Linked DNA regions of Homo sapiens: regions 1 and 3 are each linked to region 2. Evidence: chromatin contacts called from ENCODE Hi-C or POLR2A ChIA-PET data. All regions are on one chromosome and are shown on one strand. The core of a region is the stretch at or near the end of the contact, and the rest is flanking DNA. Distances in the headings are between cores, read along the strand shown. Region 1 overlaps SLIT3 (slit guidance ligand 3). Region 2 holds the start of SLIT3 (slit guidance ligand 3). Region 3 overlaps SLIT3 (slit guidance ligand 3).

The links. Hi-C counts contacts between places; a loop is a spot of excess contacts on that map. ChIA-PET counts read pairs that join two places held with the same protein, here RNA polymerase II (POLR2A). Pooled maps may share reads with other maps.
Region 1: a loop to region 2 is called in a map of prostate gland, with 7 times the contacts of the local background. The contact joins the enhancer-like site here to the promoter of SLIT3 in region 2. A Hi-C loop is called at or near these places in 2 of 168 maps with a recorded cell type or tissue (chondrocyte and prostate gland) and 1 of 50 pooled maps. POLR2A ChIA-PET finds 5 or more read pairs at or near these places in 1 of 52 experiments (SK-N-SH).
Region 3: a loop to region 2 is called in a map of ascending aorta, with 3 times the contacts of the local background. The contact joins the enhancer-like site here to the promoter of SLIT3 in region 2. A Hi-C loop is called at or near these places in 4 of 168 maps with a recorded cell type or tissue (ascending aorta, prostate gland, sigmoid colon and 1 more) and 9 of 50 pooled maps.

Annotation. Positions count from the first base shown.
Region 1 is chr5:169,095,372-169,099,222 of GRCh38, reverse strand. All of the region lies in intron 4 of SLIT3 (slit guidance ligand 3), which reads left to right. Among named protein-coding and RNA genes, the nearest start is that of SLIT3-AS1, 84 kb to the right of the region's middle. Within about 2 kb of position 1,547, at least 4 of the 41 ENCODE cell types and tissues checked have a DNase peak (open chromatin) inside an H3K27ac peak, as active enhancers do.
Region 2 is chr5:169,299,101-169,302,650 of GRCh38, reverse strand. It overlaps SLIT3 (slit guidance ligand 3), which reads left to right and starts at 1,512. Exons shown (of 36, transcript NM_003062.4): 1 at 1,512-2,138. The coding sequence starts at 1,942.
Region 3 is chr5:169,141,220-169,145,025 of GRCh38, reverse strand. All of the region lies in intron 4 of SLIT3 (slit guidance ligand 3), which reads left to right. Among named protein-coding and RNA genes, the nearest start is that of MIR585, 120 kb to the left of the region's middle. RefSeq lists a silencer at 3,075-3,243. Within about 2 kb of position 2,530, at least 10 of the 41 ENCODE cell types and tissues checked have a DNase peak (open chromatin) inside an H3K27ac peak, as active enhancers do; they include ascending aorta, where a contact is called at or near this core.

The DNA.
Region 1 (3,851 bases), core at 298-2,797, 200 kb after region 2:
TAACCTGAGAGGCATATTCCTTGCTGAGCAGAGAATTTCCTCAGGTTGTTTTATCCCTCCAGAAACAAGGAAGGGGCTAGGTCAGAAGAAGATGAGATGACAGAACACTGGGGAGAGGGGCTGGGGTAGGGAAGATGCTTGCTTTAAATCCTCAAGGGAATTTCTGGAAGGTCAAGCAGAGGCGGTAGATGTAGCCACCAGGCAACTGGGAGTAGCCTATGAGCTTTTGTGCTGCTGGAAGGGTGCAGGCATCTGAGATCTGACCTGGGATCTCAGTGTTTTGGCCTTTTTCTGCCGGCCCAGGTGTGTGACCCTCCTACCCGCTGGAATGTGGCTGTGCTGGAGATGTAATCAGTAGAATTCCTCCGGCTTCTCAAGGAATGCTCCTTTGGGAGAGAAAAGTACAAAGAGGTTGGAAAAATGTGAATCCTGCTTCTTGCAACTGAACAATTGTCCCATTGTAATGACTGTGTCCGGTAAAGGAGACGTATGATCAAATGACGTCTTCATCAGAAACCATCTACACTTAACCCTCCTGTCATTTGACACATTTGTAGGTGGGCACATCAATGTCATCCACTTCGTCCACTTTTGCTCTTGTGTGTGTTTGCTGAGCTATTTCATGTCTACTAAACTGTACGGGACATCTGTCTGTCTGGAATTGTCAGAGCTGTGAACACTAGCGTCATGCAATGTGTGGAATAGGTGGAGATCCCACTGATAAAATGGAGTCCTCTGTGCATCCCAGCATTTGTTCAGATTCTAGCTTAAGGCTATAAAAATCATCTCTCCTTAGGCTGTGGGCTTGGGAGCCAAAACCTTCTGCATCTACTAATAGCGGATTCACATCTAGGCCAAAAATGTGCTTATGATTGTGCATAGTTATCGGTTGCATGTATACTGTGTGTATACACACACGTGTGTGATTTGGGTGTGGGGTGTCCTCGTTAAAAGGGATGACGTTCTTTTTATAGAAAGACACTTGGTCATTTGGCTCCATAGAAAGGGAAGTTCTTCCTGGAGTAATTCGTGACTGAATAATTAACTCTAAGGCATGAAACCCCATGTGTGAGAAGAAGCCTGCTTTCCAAAAAAAATCAAGCCGGGGCCCAGGGATACCCATTGGGAAGGCCCAGGCAGCTTGCCTGGGGTCAGAGTTTCTCTTTGCTCTGGGCATCCTTTCTGACAGGTTTTCCCCAAATGGGGAAAAAGCACTTGTCAAGTATATTTTAAAAATTTTTTAAAAGAACATTTTGAATAGCCCCTGCTTCAGGCTCCCTGGGGGTTCCCTACTTATATTTTTAAAAGCTCAGGCCTTGGCAGGTCTCAGCTTTTCAGTTGGCATGAAACGGACTGGAAAATGCACTTGATCCTCCAACTTGTGCCTGGGGAGCAGGGTTTGGACCTAACAAAGGGCAGATGAGAAGCAGCATCTGGGACCTTTTGCAGGGTGGTGGGGGGCTACAGAGCAAGCTCCAAGGCACCAGTGCCAACCTGACAGCCCTCCTGCTACTGCTGCTGCGCCTGACTGCCTCCTCCAACAGCCCCCTCTGGCCAGAAATGTCTGTGGCTGCTAAGCTGACATCATCGTGTAACTACTCTTCGTAGAATAAACATCTCCCTGGTAGTCTGCCTTTGATAGTTTTAACAGTTCTCCAAACTGTCCCAAAAAGGTGAAAGCATATTGGATAAATACAATTTTGAAAATGCGTCTACATGTCACAGTGGGATTCTTTTTTCTCTCCTTTCTCCCTCCTTCCCTTTCTTCCTTCTTCCCTTTTCTCTTCCACCTTCTACCTTTCTTCCTCCTTTTTTCCTTCCTTCCTCTCCCATTTCCTCTCCCCTTTTCCTCCTCCCCATTTATCTATCCATCTTCCTTTCATTCTTTTGTGGGTAAAACACAAGCAAACTGTAATACCACATCTCACACTTAATGGACTAAGTGGGGAAGAAAAGTGAGGATTTCTAGGCAGAGAGAGGAGTTTTAAGTTACAACTTCTTGGCCCTATAGGCAGGGAACAGTGCACATTTCAGGTAGAGACAGCAAATGGTAATGTTTCAACACTAAATAGGTTCCCAGCCTCATGGGTCCTAACAAGGAATCTTAACCCGAGGTTCATGGGTGGCACTCAGGAGCTCTGTTACCTGAAATTGCAGACAAACTATCTATGCATATTCCTGGGGAAATGGTCCACCAGAACCATCTAAAAACCATTGTTGTTACAACCCCCAGGAACTTAAATGTTGGACTAGCTGTCTTTTGACCTGTCTGCACTCTACCTCTTCTCCCTTTAACAGTAGGACGACATTGTAATATAGTGGTTAAAAATGCAGGCTTGGAGTCACGCTACCTGGGAAGGAATCTCAGCTCCACTCATTACCAGCTGTGTGACCTTAAATATTTAATATCACTGAGTTTCAATTGACTCAGTGGGAGTATGGATTCTACTACTACATAGGAATGTTGAATGGACTAAATGAGATCATGCCCATAGCGATGGGCTACATCTCACTGGCTCAATATATATCAGTAGCCATTGGTGGTGTGGTGTCATGCCCTAGATCCATCCCTAATCCATAAAACATAGATGTACTTGTTGGAAGGTATACTCTAAGCCAAAGGACAGCAAACTGTGACTTTGGGCCAAATTCTGTCCAATGGCTATTTTGTAAATAAAGTTTTATTAAATTACAGCCACACTCACTTATTTACATATCTATGGCTGCTTTTCAGGCACAAGGGCAGAGTCCAGTAGTTGTGAAAAGAACCTTAAGACTTGCAGAGCCTAAAACATTTCTATCTGGCCCTTTGCAGAAAAACATTTGCTAACCCCTGCTCTAAACAATTAGAAAACAATAAATCATATATAATCTACCTTGGAGACACACACAGGTACACAAGGAGTCATAGACAAGGATGTTTATAACATCATTATTTTACTCTCAAATAGCTGGAAACAATCTAAATGTCAATCACAAGAAGAATGCTATACTTACACTGTGGCAGTGAAGAAGAATGCATTCTATCTACATTGAGTAATGTGGAAAAATTTCCAGTAGGGATTGTTGAGTGAAAAAGGCAAAGATGTTACCATTTGTGTAAAATGTGCAAAACATATTGTATATTTTCTCACAGTGCATATGTAATTATGCAAATGCATAGAAGGGACGCTGGAAAAATATGCAATGGACAGATAATACTTGTCTTGCCTTGAGGGAGGAATGGAGCTTAGAGGTTTTTGTCAATAGAGACTTGAGCCCTATCTGCAGTACTTTTACAGAATGCATTATGATCAGGAGAATGCATTCATGTACTTATGTAATTAAAATTGTTTTAAAAAGTATTGTTTGTAAAATGTAAGATACTTGGGCAGAAGGTTGAAGAATGGGTGTAATTCTGCTAGACTTCTGTGGTGGGGCAGGAACGAGATGTCAAGGAACCACAAGTGCCAATCAATGGTGGGCTGGAAAGGCAGTGAGGCCGCTTGACAGTGAGGACACAGATTGGTATGGCCCATTGAAGGCAGGAGAAGGTGATGCATGGGAGGGAAGTCATTTTTCACAATAGAGGGCCCCCTAGGGACTTAAAATGTTACACCTAATGCCACAGCGAGCCACTCCAGAGAGAGATGGCAGGTGGGAAGTCCATGGATACTTACACAAAAGCTGGACAGAGCCCCAGCCTCGGTCTGGCCTGCCTGAGTCAGGGGAGGAGGCTTTACTCTTCTCAATACCCTCATACCTTAGTTTTAATTTCTTCAGAGTATGTCCTAGGGACCAGAGAACTTGTTATGCTTCTCAGGGCTTCCTAAAACTGACTGGGCAATTGGATTTGGATTTTTTCATTAGGG
Region 2 (3,550 bases), core at 263-2,762:
CAGCAGTAAATTGCACCTAATGTGTTTATGAATGATGAAGGGACTCGAGTGTGTGTGTTTGAGTGAGTGTGCGTATGTGTGTGTTTGTGTGTACGCGCGCGCAAGTGGGTGCCCAAAGCTAAGACTTTGAAAATCTGCTAAGTATAATACAATAAAATCTACAACTCTACTATATATTCACAGGATGTGGTCAAGTAGTTGAAAGTTTCCTTGAAGGAAAATGAGGTAGAAGAAATCAGAATAGTATTCTTATGAAAGAAAAGAGAAGCGCTCTCAGGAGTATAGTTGTCACTATGTGAGTGTGTGTGCGAGCATGCATGTACACGTGTGTGTGATTGCCGGTGTATAAATGGGTGTGTGTGAGCCTGAGTATGTGAGAGTGTGTGCGTGGCTGTGAATACGTAGGCACCAGTGTGTGTGTATATATATGCAGGGCTCATTCAGGCCTTCTCAGTGTGAGGGGACCTCAAGGAAATCTGGGCAATACTTCCTCCAGTTCCTGCCCTTTCCTTTCAAACAAACAAACAAAATCATTCCTACAAGTATTTATGGAGCCTCTAACGCACACGCCCCTCCCCACTGGCATCTGGAAAAGCTCAGACCTAGCCAATTTAAAGCGGGCGCTGGAAGAAAGAAGGCGCTGGGGACAGAAGGGATGCCTCGTCTGCGAATGACTTTTGCAAAAACACGTTCTCTTCTGTGATGCTCCAAACAACCCAGGGAGGTGAGGCCAGGTAGGACTGTGGCCCCGGATTTGAGAAAACGAAGGCTCAGAGATGACACGATTGGCCCAGAGTCACCCAGTCAGGAAGCAGAAACCCGAGGATGGAACAAGGCATTGTCAATCCAGGGGTCCAAGTCGCTGCCATCACTACTTTTACCAGTCCACCAAGCGCTGGGTCTGGGCAAAGCAGGGCAAGTTTCCGGGTAAGGTTTGCCAGCAGTGACCTCAACAACATGGACCACGGTGTGTGTGTGTGTGTAGCTGTGGAGTACATTGGTGTCAACCAAGGCTCTTCAGGCAAAATTGTGGATCTCTGCCATGAGTACTAGGTGCGGTAGGGAAGCGGCTTCGTGGGCGACACTGCCATGGTTTGGCGTCCCTAGCAGCTGTGCGACCTCCAGCAAGTCGCTTCACTTCTCTGAGCTGTTTTCAGACGACCCCTTGGAAGATCGTGGACTTAAGTAAAGAATATGAGTAGAGTGCTCAGCTCAGTGCAAAAATTAAAAAAAAAAAAGTGTCAGGAGCCTTATCCGTCCTTGGATCTTAACAGTGAATGAGTTTCAGTGTTTCTTTCCAGGGGCCCTGCTGGCCGAGCCCCTTTCCTTCCCTGGTTCCTTCTCTCTCCCTCCTCTACTGCCTCCTCCCTCCAGGCTCTCGGTCGCTCCAGCAAAGTTCCCAACTTAGTCGACATGACGCGCGGCGCAGCCAATGGGAGGCGGAGTTGGCGTTTCTTGGTCGGGGGGGGGCCGGAGGGGTGGGCCCCGCGTCTCCGGTGTCTGCCGTGCTCACTGAATGGAGAGAGCGAGCGCCGGCCAGCTCACCCGGCCGCCCCGTGCCCCAGCCGCAGCCGCCGCGCTCCCCAGCCCAGCCCCAAGCCGGACCTCCCCGGGCGCCACGCCCCATTGCGCTCGCCCCAGGTCCCCAACCCGGCCCGCGGGCCAGCGGGGCCAGGGGGCGCTCCGCACCTGGGCACTCCCAGCGATGCGCAGCGGGGCAGCGCCGGCCCCGCCGATGGAGCTGCTGTTGCTGCCGCCGCCGCCGCCCGGAGCGCCCCGCTCCGCCCGCGCCCCGTGCGCCTGAGCACCGAGCTCGCCCCTCCTCCGCGCTAACTCCGCCGCCCGCTCCCCAGGCCGCCCGCGCTCCCCGCGCGCCTCCTCGGGCTCCACGCGTCTTGCCCCGCAGAGGCAGCCTCCTCCAGGAGCGGGGCCCTGCACACCATGGCCCCCGGGTGGGCAGGGGTCGGCGCCGCCGTGCGCGCCCGCCTGGCGCTGGCCTTGGCGCTGGCGAGCGTCCTGAGTGGGCCTCCAGCCGTCGCCTGCCCCACCAAGTGTACCTGCTCCGCTGCCAGCGTGGACTGCCACGGGCTGGGCCTCCGCGCGGTTCCTCGGGGCATCCCCCGCAACGCTGAGCGCCTGTGAGTACCCCTGCCCCACCCCACGCGGGCCACCCACCTGGGTCCCACCGAGGGGGCCCCAGGCGCCAGATCCGTCCTTTCCCCTCGGCCTCCCTGGATGCAGTCTCTATTCTCATCCCTTCCTGGATACGATCCCTCACTCTCCGAGCTGGGGGTCTGTAGGCTTGGTCAGATCTGGAAAGAGAGGTCTCGAAACCCCCAGCGATGGGCAAAGAGCAGTGCCTCTCCAGGGGTGAGGGTTCCAGACGCAGGGCCCGCTGACAGCTTCCAAGGAGTAGCTGAGGAGAGGCGAGGGGAGGCAAGAGCACTGCAGCCTCAAGGTCTTAGGGTGAGGGTCAGGGGTCTGCGCTCGTTAAAAAGGGGGGCGGGCGAAGGAGAAAGCTATAGGATGATGGGCCGTCAAGGCGCGGAGGCGGGAGAGAGGGCCCGAGACTGTTGACCTGCTTGGAGATCAGAATGGGCCAGCCGCTCTCTGGCTGCCCTTGCAAGGAAAGTTGAGAGTGTGGGTGAAGGTTTAACTTCTGAGGAACTGGACAGATTCAGAGTGGGTGCTCGCAAAACCCGCTCTGCCTGGAGCGCAGTCTGGGAGATGCCAAGTTGCAGCCCCGGGTGAATTTTTTATGGCTCGGTTATAAATGCCTCCCCGAACGAAGGGGCCGGAGAATGGAAATGCTGACAGCCCTTCAAATGAGACCGAGCGTTATAATCTTACAAACCGCACTCAGCCTCAGATCCTGGGCTTGGCAGCGAATGGAGAGGCGCTTGGAGAATGGGGTGGATTGACCCTAGTTTTAGCCCCAATTGTGCAACCAAATATTTACTTTTCATATGTCAACGTTTTGGAAACATTTATCATTTTGATCCTCGGACCAGATTCAAAACTTGGACTCCGGGGTGGGCTCCTCTTAGTCCGCAGTTGGGGTGGGGTAAGGGAGTGGGGGAGAAACGCTGGAGTGGGTGGGAAGCCTTACTGGGAACCCAGCCGAGAAGTGGGTGAGGGTTTGCTCTAGTGTGGTAGATTCCCTCCGTGTCTTGCTCTCCCTCTTCTCCCCTTCCTCATGTGCCTTAGGGGTAGGCGCCTGGATCTTCCACTCTGCTTTCTTGACTTCAGGCTGGAAGAGAGTAGTGATGACAAGCATTGTCCTAGAGTGTGTTATTCCTGCTAGTCACCTCCTATCACCCCACCTCCTCTTCTCTTCCACTTCTTTGTGCATCTCTGGGTGGAGACTCAGCAGAACTGTCTTCCTTATTCCTGGTGCTCTCTTTTTCCTTTGGCTCAGTACTTTTTTGTTTTTCCACAAGTGCAGTGATTGTTTTGTTGGGTTGAACCACAGAATCCTAAAGGGTGAGAGCCGAATCTTTATTAACACATGTCGAAAACCAGGCTTGGAAGTGTAAAATGACTTGCCCAA
Region 3 (3,806 bases), core at 1,281-3,780, 160 kb after region 2:
TTTTGTGCCTTGGTTTAAAACGGCGGTAATTATAAGGTGAAGACAAAAAGCCCATGGTTAAACATAATCAGGCTGGATGTAAAAGGTGCTCCCTGGCAGATTAAGGAAGGTGGGAGGGAAGGAGCATGCATCGTCCCAGGCAGGCAACATTTTCCGTCTTGCTACTTCTTTTCTCAATTCGTAACTGCTGTTGCAGGGTAGGGCTTAGGACAAAGCCCGTCTTTTTCTGCCCAGGTTGCAGGACTTTGCGTCTTGCGGGTCTTGGGTTTTGAGGTCTTGGCCATTGGGCATTCTCCTGCCATAGAAGTCAGCCCGAAGGCCTGGACTGAGCTCAGTGGCCCAGGGCCTTGGGTGGTGGACATGGCTTCCCAAAGAGACCAGACCCTTCCTGAGGATTCACATGTTAGGGGCACTTTTTATTTCAGTGTCATTCTAAACACACCTTCCATCATTCACTTACTTGTCAAACATTTATTGAGAGCATCTAGACGCTGTGCTAGATACTTGGGATGAAATGGTGAGGATGACAAGCATGTTCCATGCCTTTAAGAGTTTATACTCAGGTGGGAGAGCCGGATGTTAATGAAGCAATAACCCAAATAAATAATTAGAAGCAGTGAAACATTTGCAAAAGGAAAAGTACAGAGACTATGGGAACGTAAAGCAGGGGCCATGACAGTAATGAGGAAAGATGGCCCCGACAAAGGGACTTGGGGGCCGAGATCGGGAGTGGAACTCAGCAAGGTAAACATGGGAGGGAAGGAGCATTCTGCTCCTAGGGAAGAACATGTACAAGGACCCCAAGACAGGAACGAGTGTGACCTTCAAAGAATGGAAAATAAAGGGCACAGAGCTGGGCGAGGTGAGTGTCACAAGACAATGGGAAGAAGCAGAGATACCATAATGGCCCTCATTTTTCCCATCCATAAAATAAAAATGGTATTCCCTTGTCTCATCTACACCATGGAGATTCTACTATGCACCTTGCTTTTCTCTTACAGTGGAGAGTCAAAGCTGGAATCATAGTCCTTAACTCACACTACTTACTGTTGGCAGCTGAGAGAATAGGACATTCTACTTTGATATTTCTGTATTTTCTCTCCACTTTTTGCCATGGAGCCATGTGACTCTGCCCATTGTGAGTGCTCTCTCACTTTCTCTCTCCCTGATATATATTAATGCATGCATCACACACACATGTGCATACATACTGTTTTTGTTGTTTTTTTTCGTTTTCTGGCTCTGTCACCCAGGCTGGAGTGCAATGGCACGATCTCGGCTCACTGCAGTTCCACCTCCCAGGTTCAAGTGATTCTCGGGCCTCAGCCTCCTGAGTAGATGGGATTACAGGCATGCACCACAATGCCCGACTAATTTTTTGTATTTTTTAGTAGAGACGGGTTTTCGCCATGTTGGCTGGGCTGGTCTTGAACTCCTGACCTCAGGTCATCCACCCACCTCGGCCTCCCGAAGTGCTGGGATTACAGGTATGAGCCACTGCACCCGGCCAATGCATACATACTATTTATGCAAACAAAGTTGAAATCATACTGCAGCAATGTAGTGTGAGGGTTAGGGCATCGACTTTGGTGTCAGATTGAGTTTATATCCTAGCTGTACTAACCTTTAGCCACATAACTTGATGATGGTATTTAACCTCTTTAAGAATCAGTTTCTACATCTTCAAAAGGAAGGTGAGACTGTCTATCTATTGGTGGTGTTTGGATTAAATGACATTCCATGGAATGCCCTTAGCAAACTGTAAATCCAGAATAAATAGTAACAACAATTACATTGTTATTACTGAATGGCATGGTACAGTATCTGGCACCTAGTAGGTGCTCAGTTAATGATGATATACTTGCTAAATGTTTCATAATCTGCTTTTCAGCTGAAGATAGTATTAATAAGGTTTATTTGGGTTAAAGTGGCAGAGACACAACTTACATTAAAAATAGGGACTTACTGGCTATTAGGATCCACCCTCCTTTCCTATCTGCTTCCTTTTGCATCTCAGCATCATTCTCCCTGGGGCAGATGGGCTCCCTTCACATAGCAAGAAAGGTGGCCTCTGGCAGCTCCAAAGATATATTCTTTTATTACTGACCAACCTGGAAAGAAACATTCTCTTCCAGCTCCAATTTGAACAATCTCCATCACAGATTATTGACTCAGCTTGGAGTACATGCCTATCACGTGGACCAATTACTGTGGCCAAGACCTGAGTTGGAGCTATTGACAGTCTCCACCTCATGGTTGGAGTGAGGAGTAGGTGTGGGGGTAGGAGCAGGTTTTCCCATAGAGGGTGGCAAAGTTTAGCAGAGACATGAACATTAGTGAAATCCCCCAGTTAGGGCTTATGTCCAGAGTGTAGCACAGGCTCACCCTATGGGTTCTGTTGACCCAGCTTGGCCAGCCATGCAAGTGCCAGGGGTGGCGCACCATAGTTTGACTTGGAACCTAGTCATTCCAGGAGTCCCAGTTTATACTCTCAGTCTTAGAGCTAATGAACTGCTTTGCTATTTCACTGTGTCTCTGGGCTGAATCCAGTGGGCAGTGACCCAACACCTGAGTGATTTGTGGGCCTGAAGGAAGACGAGAGAAGCTGATTATGGAGTCAGCAATTACTCTGCCCAAGTCCCTGCTTGGCAGGGCCTTATCTTTATTTATAGCTGGCTGAGCTACCCAGAGCCCTGTTTTTACCCTTGAGTGACTAGTGCACTGCAGTTTTAGTTCATAAAACACTGTTTGTTTATAATCCTTAACGGATTCTGTTTTATTAAAAGAGAAGGCTCCATCCAGAGTATAAATAAAGTTAACTGGTTAAGTTTTAGCTTCTATTCACAGTGAATGTGCAATGGATGGGAAATCACCGTGGAATTATGCACCCTCATGACCTGACTTTATTTATTTATTTATTTATTTATTTATTTATTTATTTATTTTTATTTTTATTTTTATTTTTATTTTTTTTTTGAGTAGGAGTCTCGCTCTGCCGCCCAGGCTGGAGTGCACTGGTGCGATCTTGGCTCACTGCAAGCTCTGCCTCCCAGGTTCACGCTATTCTCCTGCCTCAGCCTCCCGAGTAGCTGGGATTACAGGCATGCGCTACCACGCCCAGCTAATTTTTGTATTTTTAGTAGAGATGGGTTTTCACCATGTAGGTCAGGATGGTCTCGATCTCCTGACCTTGTGATCCATCTGCCTCGGCCTCTCAAAGTGCTGGGATTACAGGCATGAGCCACCGCTCTGGGCTGAGATGTTAACTTTTTTTTTTTTCTTTTTTTGAGACAGAGTCTCACTCTGCCACCCAGGCTGGAGTGCAATGGCGCGATCTCGGCTTACTGCAAGCTCCGCCTCCCGGGTTCAAGCCATTACCCTGCCTCAGCCTCCAGAGTAGCTGGGACTACAGGCACCCGCCACCACGCCTGGCTAATTTTTTGTATTTTTAGTAGACACAGGGTTTCACCGTGTTAGCCAGGATGGTCTCGATCTCCTGAACTCGTGATCTGCCCACCTTGGCCTCCCAAAGTACTGGGATTACAGGCATGAGCCACCACACCCAGCCTGACCTGACTTTATCAAAAAACAAAAAAAAAAACAAAACAAACAACAAAAAAAAATCTTACAGTCTCTGAGGTCTCAGGCCTGGACAAAACCTTTTCAAAGATGGGGAGGTGGCAAGGAAAGAGGCAGAATTAAGATCCTAAAATCAGCTTTGTTGCAGTGGATTTGCTTTAAGTTTCCTTTTGTTTTTGTTTATTTGTGGGGTGATGTCGTAGTCAGTATGTCTTTGTGTATAGTTC